Linked DNA regions of Mus musculus: region 2 is linked to region 1. A link is a loop called in an ENCODE intact Hi-C map of the cell type or tissue named here. Cell type or tissue: left cerebral cortex. All regions are shown on one strand. Links, peaks and the distances in the headings refer to the core of each region. The heading gives the core; the rest is flanking DNA. Region 1 overlaps Gm32187 (a long non-coding RNA gene). Region 2 has its middle 21 kb from the start of Gm32121.

The links. Peaks named below come from ENCODE experiments on the same cell type or tissue, not always from the same donor. Only the 100,000 strongest peaks of a DNase experiment are listed, where the experiment ranks them.
Region 2: it touches region 1 in a loop (5-fold over the local background); 3 of 42 quality-filtered maps call a loop at or near these places.

The regions. Positions count from the first base shown.
Region 1 is chr14:17,505,735-17,521,368 of GRCm38, forward strand. It overlaps Gm32187 (a long non-coding RNA gene), which reads right to left. Exons shown (of 4, transcript XR_383104.2): 4 at 12,198-12,483. Among named protein-coding and RNA genes, the nearest start is that of Gm32187, 13 kb to the right of the region's middle. In left cerebral cortex, for the core only: no CTCF peak of the experiment used is centred there; DNase peaks (open chromatin) are centred at 6,406, 7,222, 7,750 and 8,235; H3K27ac peaks cover 2,015 bases.
Region 2 is chr14:17,421,020-17,436,653 of GRCm38, forward strand. No RefSeq gene overlaps it. Among named protein-coding and RNA genes, the nearest start is that of Gm32121, 21 kb to the left of the region's middle. In left cerebral cortex, for the core only: no CTCF peak of the experiment used is centred there; DNase peaks (open chromatin) are centred at 8,216 and 10,155; H3K27ac peaks cover 980 bases.

The DNA of each region.
Region 1 (15,634 bases), core at 4,155-9,154:
CAGTCTATAATTCTGTAATTCTATGTACCCCAGTTTACCTCTCCTTGAATTAGGATTGTTATCGTATGTGTCTCCTGAAAATATAGGACACAGGTCCTTTCTCCACTCCCAGTGCCACAGGGATCCTACTGAAACAGAAGACCCTGAAACCAACAGCAATCATAGACACAGTTGGACAGCTGCCAGGGGATTGTGTGTGGAAAGGCAAGTGTTTACATGAAAATGTAATTATAATTACAAGATTTTAGAGAGTCAGACAGAAGCATTAATGGCAGAGAACCAGTGTGATCTGGAATTCTGATGTCAGGAAATTAAGCCACCTCAGAGCAAGTCTGAAGCTATCCATTGGACTGTAGCATAGGAGGGTTTCTCCTTTTAGAGAAAATCTGTCCTGTTTCTTTTTACTTCATGTGTGTGGTAGGAAGTGGTGTACACATGCCAAGCAGCATGTTTGGATGCTGGAAGGCAACTCTCATAATTCTCCCCTTCTACTCTGTGGGTCCCAGGGATTGAACTCAGGTCTTCAGGCTCCGTGTCCCTACTTATCCATCTTGTCAGCCCAGTTTATTCTAAAAGAGAACAAATAGTGCAAATGAAATTATTTTAATTCTTTTGTTTTTGCTTTCCACAGAAATTCCTACAGGATGACTAAATATTTATTTGAAAAAAATTGGCTAACACTTTAGGGAGATGTTTATTGTCTAGATTCTTCTAGAAAAACAAGGAAATGAGTTAAGAACTTTCAGTGAATGTCTATAATTCCTACAATCACATTCAGCCACAATTCAGTACCAGTTATTTGAGCTCAGCAAAAATTTTTTCAAGACAAAGAGGAGCCTTAGTGGTAGATGGACTGTGTTGGAACCAGGCATGTGGGCCGTGGAGATGGAACCTCACTGGCAAGCATTTCTGGAAAACAGGAGCATGGTGCACCCTGACATGGCCAGCTAGTGAGCTGTAGGTGCTGGACCAGCAAGTAACCCCAGGTCTGCTTCCTCATAGCAGACTTGGCAATTCCTCAACTCAGGGGTGATGTCATTATTTGAGACTCTATCTCAAAAATAATAGGAATGCCATTTCAGTGTATAGAATTTAAAATGATGAGCAGGCTGGAGTTGTCAGAGGTGCTTTATAAGGGTTTAGGATCACATCTTCTCATGTCACTGAGGGTTACCAAAGATTAACATCTGGAATAGCCATTTTTAAAGGGCCAGTGTTCTTCATATCAGTGTTCTTCATTGATTTTTAGCAAAACATTTACTGAAAGAATTTTAATGGCTGGAGATGAAGTTGAAGAGCTGAGGTAGTAATCAGCTAATCTGTCCATTTGTGAAATCTTAATTTGGTTCAACAAATGTTTCATTTGTGTTCTTTGGAGAATTAGCCACTAGATTTAGTACTGTTTTTAATGGATTGTCTAGATTTTGTTTCAAATTGCGTTTCTAGAGAAACTTATTATTCATTTACTCATTCATTCGTTTATTCATTCATTTTTTACTTAGGAGTTCATGTAACCCAGAATGGCTGCAAAATGACAGAAGACAACTTTCAATTTCTGCTCCTCCTACCTCCATTCCATAAGAGCTGGAATCAGAGCCATGTGCTTTCAAGCACTATTTATGTGGTGCTGAAAATCAAATCCAGGACTTCACAAATCCTATACAAACACTATACCCACTAGCCAACATCCTAAACAGCTGCCCAACTTATAATTTCTATATATTGCAGTTCAAATTCCATATCACTGAAGTATTATGAATTGTATACTAGGAAATTACTTTGAGTCAAATATTAAACTAATTATATGAATAATGAATATTTGCTATTTTCATAGTAATAACTTATAACAAGAGTGGTTAAGAAGGTTTTATGACATGTAGACTTTCTAAGTGATGAGCTGTGAGTTCATTCTTAACTCCTTCACCCACTCTGACCCACCTCTTCTGCAAGCACACAGCCACACCTGATTCCTCACATAATGGCAGCTGCTTTCCTGCTGCAGTGATCTGCTTGAGTACCTACCAGAGATCAAGGGGCCCACAAGCAACAGTGTACTCCTTGCTCATTCACAAGAGAGAGTTTAACCCCTTGCTAGCATATGACTTACCATAGTTGTAAGGCTGTGTTCTAAGGAGAGGGAGTGTCATGTCTAGTCCTCTCATAATAACTTTTAGGATATAAATCTGTCAGGTAAGTTTTCAGTTTTCCTCCTTGAAGCACGTACTACAATAAGCCACTCATGTTCCTTTTCCATTTTCTAAGAATGACCCTTTCCCACACTCATCAACACAGTTTACACATGTCTCTACTTAGCACAGCACAATGTTCCCTGGCTCCTGATTCCTTAGTCAATAGTTTCAGATTCCCAGAGTTTCCATCTCCCAAGACATTTCTAGAATTGTCTAATTTGGGGTACAACCCAAAACAACTGAATGAGAACCTTTTTTTAATAAAACACCTAGAACTACTGTTTGATGGTGACTAAGTACATGGTTGGTTCATGTGTTTGAACATTCCACTCAGCCCTGCCCTCCCGAACTGTTTTGGGGACACTGTTTTGGGAAGGTTATATGGAACCTTGAGGAAGTGGACCTGTTGTGTATCTTCTGCTGAAGAATGAAAAAAAATCTACTTACTCCAGGAAGGAAACCAATGACAGAGCAAAGAAACAATGTTACCAAAGTGTTCTTGGCAAGCCAATGGTTTTATTGTGCTTAGTTATGGGAATATGTGTGAGGGGGATGAGAATATATGTGAGGGGGGTGAATATGTGTGAGAGGAGGTATGACTCCAGGGCATTCTTTAATCACCATAAAAAGCCCACCTCAGCCTGGATGACAAATCATGAACCCTGCATTCCTGAAACTCTCTGTGACTTGTCCATAGCAGACACTAAAATAGTCTCTCAGCAGTCCTTACTGCTTATAGAAACTCAGGGAGGAAGGAACCCTGCAAATCTGATAATTTCCTACAGATTTTAAATTGACTATTTTTTGAGTCACACACATCCATTTAGGATGAAATGTTAGTAATTGAGAATTTTGATGGTAGCTCTGTATCCTGCCTGCTACCAACACATCAATCCATGCTACAAATTCCCATTTTCCTAAGTGCCAAATCTGTCTCCTCTCTATCCAGAAGCATCCTTTGTCCCTTGGAGACAAATATCCCTCTCCATTATTCCCATCCTCTTCTCTCACACCCTCTATTTCCTGTCTTTGTCTCTTATTCTCTGTCCTCTGTCCCTTTGGGGAAAATTAATCTGTTTTGTGCTAATAACTGAGCCAATACTTTTCCTTTCAAAAGCTCAGTGAGTAATTTTCTTCCCTAGCATATAAGAACTCCTGGGTTTGATTCACAGCTCCGTATACAACTGCAAGCGATGCTACATGCCTCTAACTCTAGCACTCTAGAGGTAGAAGCAGGAGAATTAAAAGTTCAATGTCATCCTAAGCAGCATGGGATATTTACATCCATATATCCTATTATTTTTTTTATACAAAGGGCCCTGTCTCATGTAATTCAGCAATTACTGAGTATGTGCTATGCTCACACAAAGACTAAGGCTTAACCCCAATCACCATATTACAAACAGAAGTATATATGTTATGTGTCAGAGTTTTCTAAAAGAACAGAACTGACCACTAAATCCATATTAAATTTGGATTCATGGAGTGGCATACAGGCTGTGGTCTGACTACTCCAACAGTGGCTGTCTCCTAATGGAAAGTTCAAGAATCCAATAGTTTTTCAGTGTACAAGGCTAAATGTCTAAGGTGGTCTTGAATATATGTTGGGATTCCAAAGAAGTTAGCTCTAACACCAGTGAATCACTTATTAAAGTAGATTCTGAAAAATATCTGCAGCAGGACAGATAAGTTCCCCAGAGAAAGAGAGGGTACATAGGCAAAAAATGGGGTCTTCCTTCTTCCAGTATCTTTTATACAGGCTTCCACCAGATGGTGTGGCTCAGATTTAGGGTGGGTCTTCTGACCTCAGAGATCCACTTTTATCAAAAGACTTCCCATCTCAAATAATCCAATTAAGAAAAAAATCCAATATAGGAGATGGTCAGCTCCATAATGAACACACTAATTAGCTGTTCAGTGCCAAACAGTCAGTCCTGAAATGTCCTGAAAACATACATACAAAATATACAAAACATACAAAAGAATAATACTCCATGAACCGAGATTATATTTAGGCCTATATACACATACACACCATAACAACGGATGGGAGGAGAGGCCATGAATTTGAAGGAGACAGGAGGGAGAAATGTAAAGATTTGAATGATGGAGAGGTAATGGGAGAGAAGGGTAGGCCTTAGCTGAGCCATGATCACCATGCTTGAGCTCCCCAGAGTCTCCTCATGGACTGTATCCTCAGGTAAGGGTTGTAGGCTCATACTTTTCAGAATCTACTTTAATAAGTGTACTTAAATGCTTTAACTTACCTCCTAGACCACCACCCACCAGAGGTAGTGGAAAGGAAAGGGTAATAGGGTATTGGGGGGTGTGGACCTCTTTAGAAGTAGTTCTTTGGAGCTCACATAATCTGCATTGTCCGGGTATCAGCAGTTCACTTCCCAGGAATCAGTAGCAGCAGCTCCATCCACTCACAAACTCCATTCAAGAATCAAAACAGCAGTTTGATCCACAAGAAACTGAGAGCCTTTGCCAATTGGTCCAAGTCTGTGGAAGCAGCAAGAAGCCACCAGAACATTACCAGAAGTTCTTTGGTGCATTTCTTTCTATGAAATCATGACAAAAGATGACCAGCAAAGAGTGGCAAGGCAAACCAATACCACACAGCATAATTGTCAGTTGGGTTATATTTTCCAAACATCATGTGTTCTCTAAAGCATCCTCTCTAGAAAAGCTCCACATATCCCCTTTCTAGGCTGCCTCCAGAAAAACATCATATATCTCTTCTCAGAAAAATATCCTCCCATGTGTCTGCTTCAGCAAAACCATCCTCTTAGAAGACAGTTTCCAGAAAAAAAAATCACAAGACACAACTGAGTCTCCAAATAAACAAGAAATTTCTACTTCAAAGGGTCCTGAGTAGGACACAAATGACTCAGTTAAAAAATATTTCAAAATCACATGGAACATTTCAACAGTGTCTTGATCCTAAAAAGACTCTATCTTCCTGGGCTTGCAACAAGGTTCACTGGCATTCCATGGCTATAGTGTTAAAGATATGCCCAAGAGACTTTTATAAGGAACTCAAAGAACCAACAGTTCTGGTTGATACAGGGAAGACCAGGTCTAAGAAGTTCTATTCCAAAATGCTGGTGTAGATAAGAAGCATATCTTTAAAGTTGTTATATTCCACCAAAGGAACCATCTTGAATCTAGCATAAGTAGATCCCTTCTAAAAGGATATGAACTAAGGAGCTAGAGACATAGAAGGATGAGTGAGGATTGTGAAGACATTGTGAAAACTTGCATATTTGAGTCCAGGGCTATGGTGAGCTGGCAGGTATGTGAGCTTGTACTGAGCAAAGGAGCTTAGCTGTAGTAGGTTAGATGTAAAGATATGAGAGACCATTTGGTCAGACAGCACAATTATAAGAAAGAGCCCCAGAGCATCTCATGTCCTCAAGCCAGGGGTTGGTTATTCTGCATATTCTATCTGGATACACCCATTATTTTTCTACAACTTCTCTTTTATTTGAATGTGAAATGGTCCCCAGAGCCTCATGTGTTTGCAGAGTCAGTCCCTGACTGATTGAACTGTTAGAAGGTTGTAGAACTTTGGGGAAAGTGTCATCTTGCTGCAGGAAGCACATCAATAGTGGTAGACCTTAAGACTTCATAGCCAAGCAATGTTTATTATCTGCTTTCTGCTTCTTGATTACAGATACATGTGAACATCTGCTCTGTGTTCTGTCGCCACATTTTCCCCTCAATGATAAAACAAAATGAGGCCTTACCTCTAAGATGCTTTTGTAGCAGGTATTCATTCATAGAGATAAGAAAAGTGTCTTTTACACAATTTAGCCCAAGCAAGCCTGAATGCAATTCTGTTATTTGCCTTTAGTTGTCAATGAAAAACATTTCTAGTTTACAGGCAGTTACCCTGTGAACACTAATCTTATGTGAAACATTCTTTACCAAAAACGGGTACTCAATAATTTGGCATTATAAGAATAAGCAAACAAATTAAACATAAAACCCAGAGAAAATATTCTAAAGCAAGAGTCTTTCACTATGATTCTACAAGTTGGTGGTCTAATTTATGCATTGATAGCTTCTAAGTCTTGCCAATACAAATTATTCCTCTTCCTCCTCCTCCTTGAGAAGCCCATCCTTCATGGATGCGTGGATAGTCTTCCTGAATATGGAACTTTAGGTGTCAGGCACAGCAATCTCAGAGGCTAGGTTAAGCATCTTGGCAACCTCACACACTCTTACCACATCTGCTATCACAGACTCTGGCAAAAACAGCACAGGAGGCAGGAATGGGGAATGGAGAAAAGTTCTTAGTCTTTGACAAAGGTGACTATCTCAGGCTCAGATTCAGGGTCCCCCAAAGGGTGCAGTAGGGATGAGATGCCGAAGTGTGTCATATGCCAATATGTTGAACACATATACATCATGTGTGTGCAACATCCTTCTCTCATTCCCTGTATACATATGCTGTATACATATACTACACAGCCCAGAGATGCAAAGGAAGATAACAATGAACAAGATAACAATGGTAGAAACATAGCAGTTAACAATGCTCATTTTTTTTATGAACAGGGTAGAATATCTGAGGCCAGTGTTTAAAAATCTTTACTGTTAATGCTCCACAATCTATGGGACTTAGGCCCTGAACATTGACTATGGGTGCTGAAGAATTAAGTAAGGACTGACACATGGACACAATGGCAGTGATGTTGGAACCAAGTGAGATTGCTACCTCTGCAGCCAAGACCTTCAGGAACTTTTATTAAGTACAGCACAAGGGAAGAGGGTAGCCTTAGAAGGAGGCTGTTCTAGGTGAGCAGTCTCAGGCTGTAATCATCTGAGGAGGAAGCTGCAGTCACTAGTCTTTGTACATCTTTGTCAAAGGCCATAACACTCATACAAGAATGTATGAAAAAAGCTTTGGCATTCCTCTTGAACCTGGTTCATATGCATAATGGCTTTGCCAGTTTTTCATGGATCCAAAGCCCTGAAGTACTCCACATGGCTGGGCCTATGTCAACAATACATATTCAGTCAGGACTTCCCTCATTCTGGCCTTCTTTCCATCCCTACAGAACATTAAAATACACATAGGAAAACTCTGAAATGTTATCTTCTGTGACTTGTTTTCAAAGTGCCTATCTTAGGCAAGGTGAGCAATCAAAGGCATTTGCTATTTCAGTCCCATCCTGTTCAGAAAGACATCATATTACCTCATAAGATTCAGTACACTTTTTGTCATTGTAAATCTGAGAATTTTCAGTAATTCTCTAACATGCCTGCTTACTTACTTCCTCATATAAATCTTCTATCTTTAGCATAACAACTAAAATTAAATTTTTCTTTTCATTCTCAGTAGTTACATGGCTCCTATCATAGAAACTTCCAAATTTCACTAGAATTCTTAAGGAAAAAAAATCAATTGATGAGGAAACACAAGCTTAAAAGATAATGACAAGCTATAGATTTGAATCTGCACCTGAAGTTGTCGATTTCTAGAGTAAGTTGGCAGTGATTCAGGGGAAGTCTTACTCCTCTTAAGAAAGTGGAATGGAACTTTGGATATCTGTGAGTCTCAATCAGGAACTCTCACTACAATTCCCTGGAAGCCTGCTAATATTTCAGGTTTTAGAACCTCCACACAGGCATGCAATAGTAGTATTATCTACTATAGTAGCTAATCTATAACCTACAAGGGCCTAGCAAACAATAAAGTTTGAGTAGCTAGCTAATCCTGCCCACATTATTTTCTGTGGGGTTGTATTATGTAGCAATTTTTATTAGCAGTGGTGATAATCAGTAATGCAGTTTTGATGTAGTCTAATCTCATTCTCCTAAAATTATGTCAGCAAGCTGGAACATGGTGAATTACTCCTGATCCAAAGACAAGGAGAGATGGTTTAGAACCTCTGATGGTGCTCCTTTCCCAGTGAGATTACAGGCATCTCCCAGTGCTAATGTGAGAAATTCTTCATATACCAAGATGGTCAATTTAAAATCTCACACAGATTGTGTGTAGGTGGACTTCAGAGTCTGTGGACAATGCTCAAAATAGTTGGAGCTCCCACATTAGGCTTCAAACGAGGTCTGCTGCTGTCTCTCTGTTCTTTGTATACCATATTCTAAACCTGCAGGTGCCTAGGGATATGCTGATTCTTGTAAACACACATACCAAAAGTACAGTGTGCTCTGCATCTTCATCCTGATATTCTTTCTGAAATAACAGATCAGACCTGAATCCAGCCTATTTGAGATTTGTGTTCATCTGTGCACCATGCACACAGTACCAGGCTTCTTCCTGGACTCCCTCCATCATTGTTTCTCAGTTCAGTTCCTTCTCTTATCCCTTCATGAGGCATCATCACTATCTTCTTTCATTCTTTCAGAATGTGCAAATGTGCAGTTTCTGCATGGATGTTGACCAACATTCTTTTTTTTTTAATTTATTTGTTTATTTATTTATTTATTTATTTATTTATTTATTTATTTAATTAGGTATTTTCTTCATTTACATTTCCAATGCTATCCCAAAAGTCCCCATGCCCTACCCCCAACTCCCCTACTCACCCACTCCCACTTTTTGGCCCAGGCATTCCCCTGTACTGGGGCATATAAAGTTTGCAAGTCCAATGGGCCTCTCTTTCCACTGATGGCCAACTAGGCCATCTTCTGATACATATGCAGCTAGAGTCAAGAGCCCAGGGGTACTGGTTACTTCATATTGTAGTTCTACCTATAGGGTTGCAGATCCCTTTAGCTCCTTGGTTACTTTCTCTAGCTCCTCCATTGGGGGCTCTGTGATCCATCCAATAGCTGACTGTGAGCATCCACTTCTGTGTTTGCTAGGCCCCGGCATAGTCTCACAAGAGACAGCTATGTCAGGGACCTTTCAGCAAAATCTTGCTAGTGTATGCAATGGTGTCAGCGTTTGGAGGATGATTATGGGATGGATCCCCAGAAATGACAGTCTCTAGATGGTCCATCCTTTTGTCTCAGCTCCAAACTGTGTCTCTGTAACTCCTTCCATGGGTGTTTTGTTCCCAATTCTAAGAAGGGGCAAAGTGGCCATACTTTGATCTTGGTTCTTCTTGAGTTTCATGTGTTTAGCAAATTGTATCTTATATCTTGGGTATTCTAAGTTTCTGGGCTAATATCCACTTATCAGTAAGTACATATTGTGTGAGTTCTTTTGTGATTGGGTTACCTCACTCAGGATGATGCCTTCTAGGTCCATCCATTTGCCTAGTAATTTCATAAATTCATTCTTTTTAATAGCTGAGTAGTACTCCATTGTGTAGATGTACCAAATTTTCTGTATCCATTCCTCTGTTAAGGGACATCTGGGTTCTTTCCAGCTTCTAGCTATTATTAATAAGGCTGCTATGAACGTAGTGGAGCATGTGTCCTTCTTACCGGTTGGAACATCTTCTGGATATATGCCCAGGAGAGGTATTGCACGGTCGTCTGGGAGTACTATGTCCAATTTTCTGAGGAACCGCCAGAATGATTTTCAGAGTGGTTGTACAAGCTTGCAATCCCACCAACAATGGAGGACTGTTCCTCTTGCTCCACATCCTCACCAGCATCTGCTGTCACCTGAATTTTTGATCTTAGCCATTCTGACTGGTGTGAGGTGGAATCTCAGGGTTGTTTTGATTTGCATTTCCCTGATGATTAAGGATGTTGAACATTTTTTCAGGTGCTTCTCAGCCATTCGGTATTCCTCAGGTGAGAATTCTTTGTTTAACTCTGAGCCCCATTTTTAATGGGGTTATCTGATTTTCTGGGGTCCACCCTCTTGAGTTCTTTACATATATTGGATATTAGTCGCCTATGTGATTTAGGATAGGTAAATATCCTTTCCCAACCTGTTGGTGGTCTTTTTGTCTTATTGACGGTGTCTTTTGCCTTACAGAAGCTTTGCAATTTTATGAGGTCCCATTTGTTGATTCTCAGTCTTACAGCACAGGCCATTGCTTTTCTATTCAGGAATATTTCCCCTGTACCTATATCATCGAGGCTTTTCCCTACTTTCTCCTCTATAAGTTTCAGTGTCTCTGTTTTATGTGGAGTTTCTTAATCCACTTAGATTTGACCTTAGTACAAAGAGAAAGAATGGATCAATTCACATTCTTCTAAATGATAACCGCCAGTTGTGCCAGCACCATTTGTTGAAGATGCTGTCTTTTTTCCACTGGATGGTTTTAATTCCCTTGTCAAAGATCAAGTGACCATAGGTGTGTGGGTTCATTTCTGGGTCTTCAATTTTATTCCATTGGTCTACTTGTCTGTTGCTATACCAGTACCATGCCGTTTTTATCACAATTGCTCTGTAGTACAGCTTTAGGTCAGGCATGGTGATTCCACCAGAGGTTCTCTTATCCTTGAAAAGACTTTTTGCTATCCTAGGTTTTTTGCTATTCCAGATGAATTTGCAGATTGCCCTTTCTAATTCGTTGAAGAATTGAGTTGGAATTTTAATGGGGATTGCATTGAATCTGTATATTGCTTTTGGCAAGATAGCCATTTTTACTATATTGATCCTGCCAATCCATGAGCATGGGAGATCTTTCCATCTTTTGAGATTTTCTTTAATTTCTTTCTTCAGATACTTGAAGTTCTTATCATAAAGATCTTTCACTTCCTTAGTTAGAGTCACGCCAAAGTATTTTATATTATTTGTGACTATTGAGAAGGGTGTTGTTTCCCTAATTTCTTTCTCAGCCTGTTTATCCTTTGTGTAGAGAAAGGCCATTGCCTTGTTTGAGTTGATTTTATATCCAGTTACTTCATTGAAGCTGTTTATCAGGCTTAGGAGTTCTCTGGTGAATTTTTAGGGTCACTTATATATACTATCATATCATCTGCAAAAAGTGATATTTTGACTTCTTCCTTTCCAGTTTGCATCCCCTTGATCTCCTTTTGTTGTTGAATTTCTCTGGGTTGGACTTCAAATACAATGTTGAATAGGTAGGGAGAAAGTGGGCAGCCTTGTCTAGTCCCTGATTTTAGTTAGATTTCTTCTAATTTCTCTCTATTTAGTTTAATAATGGCTCCTGGTTTCCTGTAGATTGCTTTTATTATGTTTAGGTATGGGCCTTGAATTCCTGACCTTTCCAAAACTTTTATCATGAAGGTGTGTCCGATTTTGTCAAATGTTTTCTCAGCATAAAAGGAAAGATATTGTGTGAATTTCGTTTTATCATGGAATACTTTGGTTTCTCCATCTATAGTAATTGAGAGTTTTGCTGGGTATAGCCTGGGCTGGCATTTGTGTTCTCTTAGGATCTGTATAAAATCTGTCCAGGATCTTCTGGCTTTCATAGTCTCTGGTGAAAAATCTGGTATAATTCTGATAGGCTTGCCTTTATATGTTCCTTGACCTTTTCCCCTTACTTCTTTAAATATTCTATCTTTATTTAGTGCATTTGTTGTTCTGATTATTATGTGTCAGGAGGAATTTCTTTTCTGGTCCAGTCTATTTGGAGTTCTGTAGGCTTCTTTTATGTTCATGGGCATCTCTTTCTTTAGGTTTGGGAAGGTTTTTTCTTTTTTTTTCTATAATTTTGTTGAAGATATTTGCTGGCCCTTTGAGTTGAAAATCTTCATTCTCATCTACTCCTATTATCCATATGTTTGGTCTTCTCATTGTGTCCTGGATTTGTGGATGTTTTGAGTTAGGATCGTTTTGCATTTTGTATTTTCTTTGACTGTTGTGCTGATGTTCTCTATGGAATCTTCTGCACCTGAGATTCTCTCTTCCATCTCTTGTATTCTGTTGCTGATGCTTGCACCTATGGTTCCAGATTTCTTTCCTAGGGTTTCTATCTCCAGCGTTGTCTCACTTTCAGTTTCCTTTATTGTGTCTATTTCGATTTTTAGGTCTTGGATGGTTTTGTTCAATTCTATCACGTGTTTTGTAGGTTTGTGTGTCAGCCTCCATGTGCCTCTGTGCCAACGTACAAGTGTTTCTAGGTGTCCTCGATGGTAATCAATGTGTATGGTGTGTGCCTGGTTGCCTGAGGATCTTCAAAGTGAATATACCATGTATTCCCTACTGCTGTGTGGCTCCTGGAATTATCTTTCCCCTCACATTTTCCCTCTCCTTTCTTGGCACTGCAGCTGAGACCTCACACTGGAATTTTTGAACTCAAAATTAACATGAGGCTCACCTAATAAATTAATAAACTTACCTTGCATTCTACAGAGCAGTACATTTTTGCAAATACCTTCCAGCTTGTTTTCTCCCAGTGGACCCAGAGTTCACATCTGAACCTTGATTGGCCATTCTCCTGATATTCTGGGGAGAAATGGATGACTATGGCTTACTAAAGCACCATCAATAGTATGTGACACTTTGGCAGCTTCCATGGAGCTGATGAAAATGTCACTCAGCTTGGCAGGCCAGTGGTACAAATAGAGAAACAGATAACTATCCTCTCTTGGAACATCCTTCCTGGCTGTCCCTTTCTCTCAGCCCTACCCTGTACAGTCTCTCTTAAGATATCATTTCTCTAAGGATAAGCTGGGAATATCTCCCTGGGTATTAATATCAATATGTTCCAGTCACTGTCTTATGACCACTTCTGGGGAACTTCAATACAGGATTCTTATTGGAACTTCAACCCCAGTGAACCTGGTTGGGGCACCCCTCCTTCCCACCCCAATGGCTCTTGTTCTCATTTTCATTTCTGTGTTTTATGAATGCTACCTCGGTATTCAAAGTGATAACTCGAGGAACATATAACTAATGGCCCATTCTCCTCTTTCCTTTACACACTAAGTGCCAGCAGCAACAGTAAAAACCAAGCTTGTAGCCTGGAACATGTCTCCCCAAGGATCCCTTGGCTGGCTGGTCTCCACAAGACATTCTACACCAAACTCTAGCTACCCTTCTATCAAGGCAAAGGAAAGGCATTAGGCAGAAACCATATTAGGTAGGGATCTGATGGTTATCAATGAGATAATACATATAATTTATGAAACACCAGTTACCCATGAGAACAATAACCAACAGATAAATTCTGAAACAAAGTACCTAGAACTAGTTACAGGATACATTTGGGCCCCATGTAAATTGAGAATTTAAATGGGTTAGTCTGTTGAATAGGCAAAGAGGGACTATAAAGCAGCAACTTATTCAGAGGATGTCAGATGCTAGAGCACAAATTTTCAACTCTGTGACCAGCTCATGGTCTCTGATAAAGTAAATGACTTGAGTGACATGGATTGTCTGAATCCAGAGTCTAAGGAACTGGGAGTTTCGCTTTTTCTGGCAAATTGGCAGGGCTCTGTGGCTGCCCAGGAAATGGCTATCAAGGAAGGAACAGTACTCATTCAAAATGAAGGCTAAAATAGTGAGTGTCCACATATTGCATGAGCTAGTCATGGAATCTAAGTCAGAGACAGCACCAAAAAACAGTCAAGCCTGGGAAAAGGAGTCACCTTTCTTCATGAGATTCCCCAGTAATCAGAGGTAAGCATGTATTATATCAGGAGCTTTAGTTCAAAGATCATTTGCTGAAAGAGAGGTCATGTTTACATGGCATGTATTTTGAATGGGCCCTACAGCTTTGTTTAACTCCAAGCATGGTTCATGGCCCAACTCCATTTATCTCCCCAGGAGCTCATTAGTATTGTAGAATCTTAGACATCATTCACACCTGCTAAATTATGAACTTCATCAAACATTTATTCCCACACTAAACTTGTAGGCATAAGAGTCCAGCAGGTGAGATTCCACTCTGCTCACTTTGATTGACAACTTCTTGCATAAAACAGCAGTACCAATGTTGGGAAATTGGCAGTATCTTAGCCACTTCTATTTCTGTAAAGAAGCTCTATGTCCACAGCAACTTATAAATGAAAATATTTCACTGGGAACTTGCTTCTAGTTTTAATACATAAACGAATAACCATCATAGTGGGAAGCATGGCAGTATGTAGGAGGGCAGGCAGGCTGACAGGCATCCCTGAAGTGTAGCTGAGAGCTTATATCTTATTTGTATGTTGAACACAGAGAACCAAAAAAAATTTGACATTGTTTAGGCTTTTGAAATCTCAAAGCCCACCCCAAGTGGCACACCCCCTCCAACAAGACCACACCTCCTAATCCTTCCCAAAACAATTCTACCAGATAGGGACCAAGCATTCAAATATGTGAGACAATGCGGCCATTCTCGTTCACAGGCAGTGAGGTGGCAGAGAAATCTACTTGATCCTCATGCTCAAAGATAGTGAGCTGGGGGAAAGGCTAGATTTATTTCCAGAAAAAAAGTTAGAATTAGTTCTGAATATAATGGGACATATTATTTTATTTAAAGGTTTTAATTTTAATTTAATTGTATGTGTGTTTTGTCTCTCTGTGTGCATGCTCATGTGTGTGTGTGTGTGGGGGGGGGTAGGAAGCAGCCAGGAAGATCAATAAAAGGTATATCCCTTGAATCTGGAGATACAGTTGTTTGATGTCCAACATGAAGGCTTGAAACTTAATTTAAGTTCTCTATAATAGTACAAACCCTTAATTGTTAAGTGAGTGATCTCTCTAGGCTTGATGGAACATTATTAATTAGTTAGGTATATTTCTGCCTTTAACCTCTAGTGATATATAATATTTTACTTTTGAGACAGAGGGAAAATAACATGGGCCTATACAGTATAGCTTCAGCACCTGTCAGCAGGCTTGAAATGACACAGGAGGCAAATGGAAGATGCTTGCTAAGCTGTCCATGCTGGAATTTTGGTCACACATAGCCCATGGTTTCCTTGTATCTGGATGATTACTACAGAAACTATCTGTAATTACTGGTCCCTGGCAGATGTTTGTAAGACAATAGGTTTGGTTGGAAGACTGTGAAACTCTTCTGAATGGAATATGTTATCATGCATATGGTTGATCATCTCTTGCTTCAGTGAAGACTAAATGAGATTAAAATAAATGACCCATTGGCCCAAGATGTCTTAAGACTCCCTCCTTTGGGTAAAAGAAAGATTTCCATCATCCCTAATAAAGAAACCATGCCTTTTAGCAATCTTTAGGAAAACTAGGGGCACAGGATGGCATGTGCCTGTAATCCCAGCACTTGGAGATGAAAGCAGGAGGAGCAGAAGTTCAGGCTCATCACTGAGTACACAAAAGACTGGTCCAGGTTGCAGGAGACCTTGAAACAAAAGTGAAATCCAAACAAATAAAGATGATGAGTAGCTGAAGGATTATAAAAAGAACTGGCTGCCTCTAAACTACTAAGAACAACTATGAGCTAGAGCTCTTGAAATTTATCTAAGATTCTTTGAATTTTTCTGATATTTTTCTTAATATCAGCTTGTCAGCTATTAGCTCTCACTTGCTTTCCACTCATCCTTAACTTCTTTTGAACCATCATAGGCTGCAGAAACATATAGCTGACCTTGGAGGACTGTAAACAATGTAAACAAGTTCTACTGGGGTGTCC
Region 2 (15,634 bases), core at 7,210-12,209, 82 kb before region 1:
CCTGGGGATATCCTGCCATGCAAATGTATTATAAATTTAATCCATTTTACTCAAGCATTCAATTTTTCATAACCAATTTTATATTCCTGATTTAAACATTATTCTATGTTAAGCAAATCAAATTTACTTCAAACTTGTTTTGAGTTAGTTGCTTCAGGATTAATTTTGAAAATGTATACAGAAAGCTATATCATGAGTAAGCTAGACCAATCTCTTCTGCTAAGCTTGCCTCTGAAAAGAAATTATATCTGTACTTAACAATAGCCAATGTAAAGGGCAACACTAATTGAACTAGCTTGTATATCTTAATTACCTTTAACAGTTTACAAGTTGGTACCTGTACTGGCTAGTTTTGTGTCAACTTGACACAGGCTGGAGTTATCACAGAGAAAGGAGCTTCAGTTGGGGAAATGCCTCCACAGGATCCAGCTGTAAGGCATTTTTTTCAATTAGTGATCAAGGGGGGAGGTCCCCTTGTGCGTGGGACCATCTCTGGGTTGGTAGTCGTGGGTTCTATAAGAAAGCAGGCTGAGCAAGCCAGGGGAAGCAAGCCAGTAAAGAACATCCCTCCATTGCTTCTGCATCAGCTCCTGCTTTCAGACCTGCTTGAATTCCAGTCTTGACTTCCTTGGTGATGAACAGCAGTATGGAAGTGTAAGTTAAATAAACCCTTTCCTCACCAACTTGCTTCTTTGTAATGATGTTTTGTCCAGGAATAGAAACCCTGACTAAGACAAATTGACCTTAGTACAAGGAGATAGGAATGGATCAATTCGCATTCTTCTACATGATAACAACCAGTTGTGCCAGCACCATTTGTTGAAAATGCTGTCTTTTTTCCACTGGATGGTTTTAGCTCCCTTGTAAAAGATCAAGTGACCATAGGTGTGTGGGTTCATTTCTGGGTCTTCAATTCTATTCCATTGGTCTACTTTTCTGTCACTATACCAGTACCATGCCGTTTTTATCACAATTGCTCTGTAGTACAGCTTTAGGTCAGGCATGGTGATTCCACCAGAGGTTCTGTTATCCTTGAGATGAGTTTTTGCTATCCTAGATTTTTTGTTATTTCAGATGAATTTGCAGATTGCTCTTTCTAATTCATTGAAGAATTGAGTTGGAAATTTGATGGGGATTGCATTGAATCTGTAGATTGCTTTTGGCAAGATAGCCATTTTTACAATGTTGATCCTGCCAATCCATGAGCATGGGAGATCTTTCCATCTTCTGAGATCTTCTTTAATTTCTTTCTTAGAAGACTTGAATTTCTTATCATACAGATCTTTCACTTCCTTAGTTAGAGTCAGACCAAGGTATTTTATATTATTTGTGACTATTGAGAAGGGTGTTGTTTCCCTAATTTCTTTCTCAGCCTGTTTATCCTTTGTGTACAGAAATGTCATTGACTTGTTTGAGTTAATTTTATATCCAGCTACTTCATTGAAGCTGTTTATCAGGTTTAGGAGTTCTCTGGTGGAATTTTTAGGGTCACTTATATATACTATCATATCATCTGCAAAAAGTGATATTTTGACTTCTTCCTTTCCAATTTGTATCCCCTTGATCTCCTTTTGTTGTCGAATTGCTCTGGCTAGGACTTCAAGTACAATGTTGAATAGGTAGGGAGAAAGTGGACAGCCGTGTCTAGTCCCTGATTTTAGTGGGATTGCTTCCAGCTTCTCACCATTTACTTTGATGTTGGCTACTGGTTTGCTGTAGATTGCTTTTATCATGTTTAGGTATGGGCCTTGAATTCCTGATCTTTCCAAGACTTTTATCATGAATGGGTGTTGGATTTTGTCAAATGCTTTTTCTGCATCTAACGAGATGATTCTGTGGTTTTTGTCTTTGAGTTTGTTTATATAATGCATTATGTTGATGGATTTCCATATATTAAACCATCCCTGTATCGCTTGAATAAAACCTACTTGGTCAGGATGGATGATTGTTTTAATGTGTTCTTGGATTCGGATAGCGAGAATTTTATTGAGTATTTTTGCATCGATATTCATAAGGGAAATTGGTCTGAAGTTCTCCATCTTTGTTGGATCTTTCTGTGGTTTAGGTATCAGAGTAATTGTGGCTTCATAGAATGAGTTGGGTAGAGTACCTTCTACTTCTATTTTGTGGAATAGTTTGTGCAGAACTGGAATTAGATCTTCTTTTAAGGTCTGATAGAAATACCCAAGATATAAGTTACAATTTGCAAAACACATGAAACTCAAGAAGAATGAGGACCAAAGTGTGGACATTTTGCCCCTTCTTAGAATTGGGAAGAAAACACCCATGGAAGGAGTTACAGAGACAAAGTTTGGAGCTGAGATGAAAGGATGGACCATCTAGAGATTGCCATATCCAGGGATCCATCCCATAATCAGCCTCCAAACACTGACACCATTGCATACACTAGCAAGATTTTGCTGAAAGGACCCTGATATAGCTGCCTCTTGTGCGACTACGCCGGGGCCTAGCAAACACATACATTGATGCTCACAGTCAGCTATTGGATGGATCACAGGGCCCCCAATGTAGGAGCTAGAGAAAATACCCAAGGATCTAAAGGGATCTGCAACCCTATAGGTGGAACAACATTATGAACTAACCAGTACCCTGGAGCTCTTGATTCTAGCTGCATATGTATCAAAAGATGGCCTAGTCGGCCATCACTGGAAAAAGAGGCCCATTGGACTTGAAAACTTTATATGCCCCAGTTCAAGGGAACGCCAGGGCCAAAAAGAGGGAGTAGGTGGGTAGGGGAGTGGGGGGGGGAGGGTATGGGGGAACTTTTGGGATAGCATTGGAAATCTAAATGAGTAAAATACCTAATTAAAAAAAAAGACAAATTGATATCAGCATAGTAGGTATTCCTGTGACAAACTGACCATGTTTCGGGGAGGACTGTGGAAAGAATTTGGAACTTTGGGCTAGAAGATCCATTCTGTGTGTAGGAGCTTGGAAGATATTGTTGAGAACAGTGCAGAAGATGGAGGACTGGCTTGTGAAATTTCAGAGGGAAAATTAAAGACTCTTTTCAGGGCCATCGTTATTTTGATTGTGAAGACTGTGGTTCTGGTTAGCTGGGGCTGAAGAATCAGCTGTGATTAACAAGATACCAGAACTACTAGAGTGAAACCTTTGCATTACTGGGACTATTGATGTTGGTTAGCTGAAGCTAAGAAATTAGCGGTGATTAAGAAGAGACCAACATCAATCATTGAGGAGACACCTTCTGGGAAGTGTTTTCTGAGAGCACAGAGGCTGTGTTCCAGAGATAGCCAAGGTTATACCTTGTTCTGTGATTGGACTTGGTAATGTGTAAGAGTTTCCCAGGTGGTACTGGTTTTGAAGGCATGAAAGGGTCACGCAGAACAGCTGAGTCTCAGCACGGCTAGAGGCCATGGAAGGTCATTGGTGAAGGTGCGGCCTCAGTTGCAATTGATGGCCCAGGACTGAAAGGGTCATGCAAAGGAGTTGAGGCTTGGCAACATGAAGAGAGCCTATGAGAGGCTATTGGTGAAGTCTTGTTACAGTGGAAGACAGCAGCATTTTGGAGATGCCAGTACCATGAGATGACCACCAAGAACAGTAGCTGGAGCCTAGAAGACAAGACGTCTGCTACAAAGGAAAGGGCTAGAGAAGAGACCCCAGCCCTAGGAGGAGCCCAGAAGATCGTGAGTTGGATCCCAGGCATTGGACAGTTGGAGTTTAATTTTCGCTTTTGATTGTGACTGTGCCCTGATATATTTTCCCTCTTGAAGAAAGAAGATATTTTATTGGAGTCCACAGTTAAGAGACTTTGAATTTTTAAAAAATTTTGAATTTTAAAGGATATTAGATCTTTTAAAGGGATTTAACTTTTAATATGTAAAGACTGTGGGACTTTTAAAGTTGTTTAGATCTTGGGAATGAATAAGTAAGGTTGAGGCTTACTTGTGATGTGTTTGTGTGTCAAGTTGACAAGGGATCAATTGTACTGGCTAGTTTTTGTGTCAACTTGACACAGGCTGGAGTTATCACAGAGAAAGGAGCTTCAGTTGGGGAAATGCCTCCACAGGATCCAGCTGTCAGGCCTTTTCTCAATTAGTGATCAAGGGGGAGGTTCCCTTGTTGGTGGTGCCATCTCTGGGCTAGTAGTCTTGGTTCTATAAGAGAGCAGGCTGAGCAAGCCAGGGGAAGCAAGCCAGTAAAGAACATCCCTCCATTGCTTCTGCATGAGCTCCTGCTTTCAAACCTGCTTGAGTTCCAGTCCTGATTTCCTTGGTGATGAATAGCAGTATGGAAGTGTAAGTTGAATAAACCCTTTCTTCCCCAACTTGCTTCTTAGTCATGATGTTTTGTCCAGGAATAGAAACCCTGACTAAGCAGTACCTTTTATAGGGTTATAGTTTTTCAATTTTATCCATGTTAAATTTGAGTCTTAAAAAAGGATAATTATGAATTAAAGATCCTTTAGTGACAAAATAAACCCATTACCACAAATGCAGTCCACAGAGAGAATGAGAACTTCATTTTGATAGTCTAGTTTTACAAAATTCTGCTTTTTTATATGAGTCAGTTTCTCCAAATAGTTAAAGCTTAACAAAAATAGCAACAATATCTCAGGGTTTTTTAATGACCCGGTTTTAAAACAAGCTGTCTGGAAAGGCTGGTCTCAAAGGAGGAGTACAATTGTCAATAGATGAATACCTTGTGAACAGTCACTCTAACCAATACGTTAGTAAAGTCACACAGCATGCTTCCATCTTGATGAGGGTACCAACCAAGGTGGTGGCAAGCCACACAGTGTTCCAAGATGAGCTCATGAGGCACATAGCCTTTTTCTAAGCAAGAGTTGGGTCCAAATTACTAATGTGTATGCTATAACAAATGAAGATTATCTATGTAGTTATTTTCTCCCTTTTGTCACAGATTATAAGCTAACTTTAAATTTTATAGCTCCCTTAGGAAACATACTCAATAAACTTATAAATCCTAAAATATACAAAGTTAAATTATCAAAAAAAGCAAACCTTCAAATACAGAAACCCAAAATGAGGAGGCAGTATTTAGTGAGCCACCTTGCCATTGCTAACCTCAAGGGAAATAGGTTACTTCTCTCTGGTTCTGAAGCTAAGGGTCTTTTCCTGGGAAGTTCTATTTTGCTATCTGTGTTCCCATCATAGAGTAAGGTGACCACCCTGACTGATTTGGAGGGAAATTTTAAACAAACATGCATGAGTCTGGAACAGTTAGCCCAAATTCCAACTCCAGAACTAGGCTTTTCAATAGAGTAGAACAGCCTTGAGGGACTCTGGCCAGCTTGAGTGTGGCAAGCATGGCTCTGGCAAGCCAAGCCCTTCTCCTCCATTCCCCCTGCCTTGCTAAAACCCATTAGATTACATTCTTGAACTACCCCGACCCCCAAAATCTATTCCCTTATTTTGTGACTACCTTCTCCTGAGGCTGACTACCAAGGTCCATCCATCAAAGTATGGAAGTCCAGCAATTAACAGCCCCTTTGGCTCATCTAATTAACATGGCCAATTAAAATTAAACATATCATTCTAATATGGGGCTTCCTCTTTTAACTTTATAAACTGTCATTATTCTATGGGCCACATCTGTCTACTCTCTATCCAGAGGGTGCTCTCTGTTCCTCCAGGACTAATACCCCTCTTTCCTCTCCCTTGTTCCCTGCCCTTCCCCTTGTCCTCCATTTTCTGTCTTTGCCTCTTATTCCCTGCCTTCTGGGGCAAATGAATCTCTCTTGTGCTGAGAACTTGGTCTTAGGGGTCCAGAGCTGCCTTTTTCTTTCAAACATGCAACAAATTTTCAATATTATCCATACTTCAAAGACATTTGAGTCTCTGTAAGACTGAATTCATCAATCAGCACTTCAATGGCCAGTTTGTGTGTGTCTGCAGATGGAAGACAACCTGAAATGTGTTTCCCTCTTAGCTGTTAACTGCACGCTGCTCTCTCCAGGCTTGGAAAGGCAGAAACATAACTAGGCCAAAAGCAGGAAGCAAAGAGTTCTGTTCTATTTCAGTTAGGAATAGATATAAATTTGCAAGGCCAGCAGAAACAGCTGGCAGTGTGACTTGTGAACATGGTTGTAAACCAGGACCTTGAGAACATTTAAAGTGAACTGTGTGGGCTTATGGGGAAGGGGCTCAGACCATACTAGTTTTCTGCCTTGTGGAGTTACCTAACCAGGAGGGAGAGCATATGAAAAGAACCAGAGCTTATCTCAGAGGAGATGCAAACCTTTGGGCTGGTGTTGTGCAGCACTTTTGCTGTTCTGTCAAACCTGAATCCATATGCATGTCCCCACTGCAAACTGCAAACTGTGCTGTCGCGGTCATTGTGCATGTACCTTAAATACTCCCACATTTGTACTTAAAACTTGCATTGCAGTGTGCAAACATGAGCAGCAATATTTATGCAAATTATTCAGAATGCTAATTTTCTTTTTAGAATCAGATTAAAAAGCAAATAAAATGCATCATGATGTTTGCAGGAGATAGCAGAAAAGGTTTATAAAAAATTATTTCTCTTGTTTTTTGTTGTTGTTGTTGTTGTTTATCATTCTTTTTTTCATCTTTTTCTGTTTGTTTTTATGTTTTTGTTTTAAGTGAGGGCCTCACTGTAGGTCAGGGTGGTCTGGAGCTTTCTACATAGGCCAGGCCAGCCCCAAACATGCTTCATGTCCCACTCTGGCTTAAAACTCATGACAATTACCCTGACTCAGCTTGTCGGTGTGAACTACCATGTCTGGCTTATTTCCTGCTTCTGTGACAATTACCTGGCTGGTTCTGAAGTAGTAGGCTAGTTGCCCACACAAATTCAGGTGGATTCTGTATGTGACAGGCAGGATGTCTACTCACCAGCAGGGGCCACACATGCCAACTCATATTCTGTTCCACTACATTCTCTTTTACACCATGGAGGGGTGAGAATGGACACTCTGTACTTTCAGTTCTCTAAAGTTAACAGGGCATCTCTGCTCCCATTGCTGTGTATGACTTTTTTGTTAAAATGATGTTTGTCAGGTCACTGTTGCTGAGCATCCACACCTCTGGAGAAAGATAGGAGACAATATAGTAGTTTGACTATGATTGGCTCAGGGAGTGGCATTCTCAAGGGGTATGGCCTTGTTGGAGGAAGTATGTCACTGTCGGGCTAGGCAAGGAGATTCTCCTCCTACCCATGTGAGAGTCAGTTTTCTCCTAGCGGCCTTCAGATGAAGATGTAGAAATTTTCCTGCACCATTCTGCCATGGACCAGCCTTAATGATAATGGACTGGATCTCTGAACCTGTAAGCCAACCCTAATTAAATGTTGTCCTTATAATAATTGCCTTGGTCATGGTGTCTGTTCACAGCAGTAACTAAGGCAGACAGTGCTAGGAAATCTGCTTTGACATTTGTATACCTCCGGCTGAACTTGAAGTACCAAAGCTAGCTCACTGTCTACCAGCCTCGATCCTTTCCATTCTCTCCTCTCCTTATTGGCAGGGTTCATACAGTATTTGTCATCTTGAGCTACACAGTAGAACTATCTGGGAGCTATATGAATACCAACAGGTAGGCACTATTCCAAAGGCTCTTCATATAGAGCTTCTGTGGAGCTAAGACCCAAGTCTTATGTGTCTTTAATTTTAAAAAACTTATTACAGTTACATACTTGCAAATAACAACACACTCTCTGCCACCTATGATTGTTCTGAACCCAGTATTGTGCAAGCAGAATCCTCTTTCACCTTTGAATGTTTTCCAAATACAGGGAATTCTTGCATACAACCACAAAAATTTTAAGAACTGAAAAAAAGAGTCAAAATTTTGTTTATAGGCCTTACTGAAATATTGTTGTTATCTCAATAATGTCCGGAAAGCAAAGTAAAGCCCACAAGGAGTCACTATTTAAAAAATCAGTTCTTAAATTCCTCAAATCCTGACAAAATATGAAACTCTATTTTTCAAAGATAAAAATTTTATTTGTAATGTGTTTTCAAACCAGTAGTAAATGTGTTATAATTGTACATCTTAATGTGGTTCATTGGGATTTGTCCCCACATGGATGTAGCAAACTGATCAGACAGACCTTTTCCTTTTAGGTTCTTTGAGCAACTTGCTACTGGGTCTTCAGGGAACGCACAGCAGACTATAGTCTGTGGCCACCCTGCCATACTTGCAGGATGCTGGTGCTGGCCGAAAAATAGAAATCCAGGGTGCCTTCGGCTGAGGTAGAACAGTATAAGAAAGGCTCTGGCAGTAGTAGCAGATGCTTCTTGAACATTCTTGGCACCTCTGAAGGAGTTATTTGCAGGGTAAAACACTTAAGAGGTCAAGAGGGCATAGACATGGAACTGAAAGTCAAGCATTGTGCTTGAGACCTGAATGTCACCAGGACCTTGCCCTGCCCTTGCCTACCTAGAAAGCTTTGAAGGCATTGGAGGCCTCTTTTAAGTCTGGTGTTTCTCAGTACCCAGGCTGCAGCAAATAGGGTGAAATTCAGCATGCTTCCACCGCTGCTCCTGAACAGTACACCTCTTCCCCCAGTCAGGAACACAGGCTGTTGAAAGACCACTGCCCTGGCAGGGAGCCCTGTGTGCAAGTGGGACAAGCAAGGAGAGCAAGCTATGCCAGCAGACCCCCTCTGCCAGCAGGATCCACCTGCAGCTTCTCTGGTGACAGCCTCTGGCATTTGTAAGGAACAGGTGCCCAGGGGCTACACAAGAGAATGAAGAGCTTTGTCCAAGAAGTTAATAGAAACAGAGAGAGGAGGGAAAAAAAACAGCCTTATACATAATGGATCTGTGGGGCCTATTTTGGTTGAATGAGGCTTGCTCTGGTGACACAGTAGAAAACTCTACAAGGGGCAGAAAAGCGAGCCATGTTCCCAGAGCCAGGTGCCTGTCACCACAGGGCCCCCAAGTCCATAATTCTGTGACCATCAGTCATGCAGACAATGTCCCAAGCTTCTGGCATTCTGTCTAGACTCCACCCCCCACAGTTACCTGACTATATAGCCAGGTATGCTCCTCCCCACAGTTACCTGACATCATCAAGATAGCCCAGCCCACTATAAAAGGGGCTGCTTGGCCCCTCCTCACTCTCTTTAAGCTTTCACTTTCCTAATCTCATCTCTAGCCCTCTTTCTCTCTCTCTCTCTCCCTTTCCCCTTCTTTCCACGTGGCTATGGTTGCCCCTCTCTCTTTCTACAATAAAGCTCTAAAAACCACAGACTGTCTCTGTTTATCAAGGCCCACCATACATTCTTAAACGCGTTCTCACGACCGGCCAGGAAGAACACAACAAACCAGAATCTTCTGCGGCAAAACTTTATTGCTTACATCTTCAGGAGCAGGAGCGCAAGCCCCAAGCCCCAAAAACGAAAGGCCCCCCGCTTACATCTTTAGGAGCCAGAGCGCCAGAGCGTCAGAGCGCCAGAGCGCAGAGCAAGAGAGAGAATGGCGGAAACCCCGTCCCCTTTAAGGAGAATTATCCTTCGCCTAGGACGCATCACTCCCTGATTGGCTGCAGCCCATGGCCGAGTTGACGTCACGGGAAAGGCAGAGTACATGTAGTGGAAAAATACCCTTGGCACATGCGCAGATTATTTGTTTACCACTTAGAACACAGGATGTCAGCGCCATCTTGTGACGGCGAATGTGGGGGCGGCTCCCAACAATACATGAATGATGGGATAGACTTTCCCTTAATGAGCCATGTCTAACTTTCCTCCGGAAGGCCTTCCTGCACTCCAGCCACCGCAGACCAGGGACTCTTGCCCACGTGAGAACCACCTAGCGCCCCACCCCCACCCCCTCCTCCTGCCCTTTCCTCCCTTCGGCCCTGGGGCTGGCTTTCAGATTTTCCGTGGTATCCAGTGTGAGATGCCAGAGACTGAGAACCTGTTATTAGGACTGCACCTTGTCCTTCCCTACCCCCACCCCCACCCCCAGCAAGCTCAGATTCCGTGGCTTCACACAGCCAGACACCACCCGGGACCTCGTGGAAAGCATGCAGCAGTCCTTCCATGTCTGCCTGCCCAGAGTACCGAAACTCTGGTAGGAAACGGATTTTCTCCCACTCCCTCTTTCCCCCACTCCCAATGCCCCACATGCATCCATGAGTGGGATCCATTAACAAGGATTAACATATCATGCAGGCACTTTCTTACCTTAGTCATATGTGATAGTCAAATGTATAATCAAAAGTTAAAGTAGGCAAGGAGTGGGCAGAGAAAAGTGTTAGTCAATGTGGGCTTAAAACAGAAGGCAAAGCTGTTTTTCCCCTCTTGCCTCTAGCTATTTATTATGAAATATCAAACTACTCCAAATGTTTGCGCTCAAAGTGACCATTTAAAAATTTTGCAGTATCCTGAGTACCATTTGGGGGTTAAATAATAGAGTTCTGTTTAATGTGTTGATGTTTTTGCTGGTCATAGTTGAGCTGTGATCTATTAGCAACTGCTGCAAGAAGGTGGTCAGAACTGGATCTTGGTGGGTGTGGGCTTGTTATAGGGATCCAGAGATGAACAGGAAGCTGGGATCACCTCTTTGTCTCTTGACAGGTATCTCAGGGCTTAGCATCCTGCCTCTCCTGATGATCTTTCTGTACAGTTTGTGGACTTCTTATGTCTGAGCTCAGGGCTCCTAAAATGTAGCCTAAGGACTTCTCGACCTTTTCGTCTTAATTTCACATCTGATACAGCTCATCTCTGATTCAACAGTTTGTAGATTCAGCTTACAGGGTGAGCTGTATTTAATGCAGAGAGTGAGGATTCAAAGATCAGAACCCCAGAAGATGTGGCTCATAATGGAAGCCTTTCATTTTAGACTAATTACTATGTTGTTAAGAGGTTATTGATAATGTTTCTACCTAGGGGTAGCAACCATAGGAATAAATGTGAGAGACTGTTGTCAGCCGTTGCTTCTCTAGTGCATAGTCAGACAATGCTCAGATACTAATCCTATTATCTTCCACAGATACTAATCCTATTATCTTCCAGGTGTCTTCTGTACACTAAGTGTGTTTCTAAGACCACTGCCATAAAAGGGGAACAATGACTTAGGGAAGTTTGGGTCTGAGAGAAAATTTATGCAAGTTAATTTAGTGAGGATAGCTGGGAAAGACAAGGCTGAGCATTCAGTATGGATTAAAATTCAGTATGGATTAAAAAAAAATAACATTAAGGTGTCTTCTTGTGGACTTGGCTTTGGCTCTTGAGACTAGATAGCTTCAAGTTTTCTTGGTTTATCTAAAGAGAGAAACAAGCGTTCTAGATTCCCTAGAGAAGTGTGACCTTCCATATCTGGCAAGTTTTGCTGCCAGGTTTAAACGCCCTTCTCTTGCCCAGTAAACGATGGTGAAGGAACCTGTGAGGAAAAGCAAAAACAAAATGTCATTTGAGTGGTTTGTTAATAATTTACTCATGCAAACCAAGTAAATAACATTGTTGCTGCTCTAGAAATGCGGGGCATTTCTGGACATAATAGATGTAGCAGGATATAACCAAGTAAGCATGCAGGGTGCACTTATGCCAGCTGCCAATTATCCTTCATCACTAGTCATTCATTCATACAGTGAAACATCACCAATCAAATGCTAAGGTTCACGCATCTTTATAAACAATTCCCAGTTGTACCACTTTTTTAAATTTAGTATTTAGGATGCTACATTACCATCCAAAAATTTAGCCCTCTTAAGCATTTCTTGCATTTTCAAATTAGATTTCAATAGCCATGTTTGTCTAAGCTCATTTGCTTTGTGAAACGATTATTGTCCTAAGAAAAATTAAGAAGCTAAAGCTTTGTAGCTGATCTTCGGGTCCTATGTCCAATAGTATACATAAAGCCACGGAGGGGACTTGTCCCTTGGTTCTGCCTGACTCCCACATCAGCCCATGGTGACACCATTTATAAGCAATCTGTTATTATTGCTTTAGCTGATAAATTAACTGCCATAAATAACATTTTCTGGTTTCTCAGAGACATTAAAGAAGGATTGATTGTGTAGGGTGCCTCTGTCGATAATAAATGGGCTTCCTTTTTTCCTTCAGGAAACGGAACTAGGTTATTATCAGTCAAGAATCAAGAATGTGGAACCCAGGTTGCATGATGATTTTTCTGCTTCTAAGAGAGTAGGCCTGCCTATGTATTTCAGACTGCTATGTATCTGGAATTCTGTTGTAGGTTGGAGGGTTTATTTTTTGTCTTTTTTTTTTTTTAATGAGGGTATAAAAATAGAGAAGTGTTTTCAGAAGATGAAGCCACAGTTCCCCAGGGTCAAGGCAGGACTGTATACTCCAGAGAGGAAAGAAGTTCAAGTATAAATATAGAACACACCAGGGAAATTTTTTGCCTTCATTTCAAATTTATGTAATTAAATTATAATTCTTCTTAACAGACATACATGATGTAATTTGTTATGTAAAAGATGTGACTAATAAATGATTTGTGTGAAACAGTCACAGAGAAGAGAATGGTTTGGGCCTTATGTATTCAGCTCGGATGTGAATGAAATGTCTTTCTTTAGAGTAAGGACTGATACCTTTTGCACATTACACCCACAGTACATCTGTTTAGAATGAATGGAAGCTGCTGTTCTATTTTCAAAGTAAATGGATATGGTTTTAAAGATCCATCTTTACTTCAAAGTCTAGGAGAGATATAGAACAGAGCAGACTAGAACTGAAACACTATTTATGATAGAATTCAACTGAAATCTTGATGGAAAATGTTTGTTTGCCATATAAATTAAACAGTAATTTTTAGAAAATATTAACAACTGAGCAGATTACTACATAACTTTAATCACAGAATGTGTGGAGATGAGGCAGGAGGATTGCTGCGAGCCTGATGTCAGCCTACAGACCAATGCCAGATCAGTCAGAGGGAGACAGAAAGCGTTTCAGAAAAACCTTTAAAGTATCCTTAAACTATATCCTTTGTTAAATTGGTATCGTGTGTGTGTGTGTGTGTGTGTGTGTGTTCCTGAACTGATTTCCCAACTTAGCTTTCCAGATAGTCTCTCACTAATTCTGAAACATACCGGTTGCTTAGACTGCCTTGCCATCAAACCCCAGAATCTCCCTTATTCCCTCTGCTGTCCCCCTAACCCAGAAAGCCCTGGGGTCACAAAGGCATTCCATGTCCCATACCTAGTTCTCAAATAGGATGTTGGGGCTCCATACTCAGTCTTTATGCTAACACAGAGAGCACTTTCAGTAGTTACTCTCCAGCTCAAATTGGTGTGACTTTTGAAAATACTTAATGGTTAGCAGATGTTCACTGGGAAAAGAAAATGCATTTGGTAGTATTGCAAGTAAAAAGATCAAAAGCCAGTACCTGCTGAGCAGGGTCAACAGTTGTTCTTCAAATAGAAATAGCTTGGTACCAGATCAAGCTCACCATTGAAAACATGACTCATCCATCTGGCCACTCATTGTTTACTAAGGTCTTTGATTTGGTAACTCTTATTTTCTATGCTAAGCTCAGAGAATTTTACCTGAGGGTCTAGCTCCAGCTTGATAGATGTCCTGGGGATTAGTGGGGGTCTTCTCATGATGTGGAAGCTTGGAGGGGTGCTACTTCCATTCAGGCCTACTAGAATGGGATGGGAAGTTTTCCCCGAAGGAGTAGATTACAGGTTATCTTTGAAAACTTTGAAGGCGACTTCTGACCTGTTCTCCCTTCCTTCCCAAGCATACACGTGCCATCTTCTCAAAGAGAAAGTATTGCAGACTCACTGTCAATGGATAGCAGTGGGACACTTTCTCTTTACAATGCCAGAACAAGACATTTCTAGACACCAAAGAGGAAAGTAGAGAGTCTTCAAGTCTCACTTGATAGAACAACTGTGTTCATCAGGGATCTTGGAGCTGAATGTGGAGACAAGGCCTTTAGTCCCAGCATTCAGGAGGCAGAGCCTGACAGATCTCCTTGAGTTTAAAGACAACCAAGTCAAAATTCAGGTTCCAGGCCAGCCAAATGTACATGAAGTTCTGCCTCAAAAAAAAAAAAAAAAAAAGGGGGGACCTAGTATATAGTAGCAGCCAGGGCAGAGACTATAGCATCACTGTGACCAACACTTTTCATGGAAGAGTGGTTTTTATTGTTGTTTTGTTTTATTTTGTTTTGTTTTGTGTTCTCTCATAAGAGCCCTAGCCAATGTATGGGACCTTGTTCAACTATTGCAACATGAGAGCCATTAGCATGTAGTGGGTGAAAGTCAGGGATATTGGATAAGCCCTACTATAAATAGGACAAAGAATGGTCTTCAGTGCTTAATTTGAAAAGCCATGTTGCAACCCCAAATGCTTTACAACTAGGTTACCGAGAAAGCTTGCCAGCTGCCTACATCAAGGCATTTGTGAGGAACCCACTGAGATACAGTTTTGGAAAGAGATACTTGTGATCCATAACTGTTTGTGAGTTGAATTGGAAAGACAAGGTGTAAATAGATATATGGTGGTCAGAGAAAGTGAGTTCCAACATGTAAATATTCTACCTCTAAGCATGTAAATATTCTACCCTGTCCCTGTGTGCAATAACTTTTCAGGCTGACTGCATCCCCAACTGGTCTTGAACTTCCTATTTCCCTGACGAGCCTCCTGAGTCATTGGTATTACTAGCTTCTGCTACTTGGTACAGCTCTATTTGTTGCGATATATGCAATATTTAATTATTCTGTTTTTCAGGCTTATATTCATTTCAAATACACCACTTGAGCACCTATTTGTGTGTCAGATAAAATTCGATAGAGTCTATTTATAGTCTGTACACTTATAACAGTGGCTCCTTCCTCCAGAGAACTTGAAATCTCTTCACACAGGAAAAGACTAGTCCATTTTTATAGACTCATAAGATGGATGAGTCAGGTGAGGAGGAAATGTTTATAAGATTTGGTTGTGACAGTGATCTAGGATTTTTGCCGATAGAGGAAGAATGTACTTGTGAATTTCTTAATAATTAAAAATTAATAAAGCTAAAGATTCATTTGAGAAGATATATTCATTTGAGAAGATAGTAGTTATTCATGCTTTCAAAAAGTAGCCACATTCTTCACCAAAATACCACCAAAACAGTCTTTATGCCACATTCTGAAATTTTTCTCCTTTGAAATCTCTTGGGCCAGGTCAACACAGTTCAAATTACTCCCAGCAACAAATCTTATAAACATTTCCTCCTCACCTGACTCATCCATTCGTATGAGTCTATAAAAATGAACTAGTCTTTTCCTGTGTGAAGAGATTTCAAGTTCTCTGGAGGAAGGAGCCACTGTTATAAGTGTACAAACTATAAATAGACTATATCGAATTTTATCTGACACACAAATATATTTTATCTGAGAACAAATATATTCTACACATTCTCCTAACATATTACCATCAAATTCAAATGTACAGCACAGGTAAAGCCTTTTATAAGGAGTTCAAGACTCCCACAAACATAAGGAGAATATATAAATAAGATTCTTGTGATGGTTTGTATATTCTTGCACCAGGGAGTGGCATCATTTGAAGGTGTGGCCTTGTAACAATAGGTGTGTCCTGGTAGGAGTAGGTGTGTCACTGTGGGTGTAGGCTTAAGACCCTCACTCTAGTTGCCTGGAAGTCAGTCTTCCACTAGCAGCCTTTGCATGAAAAC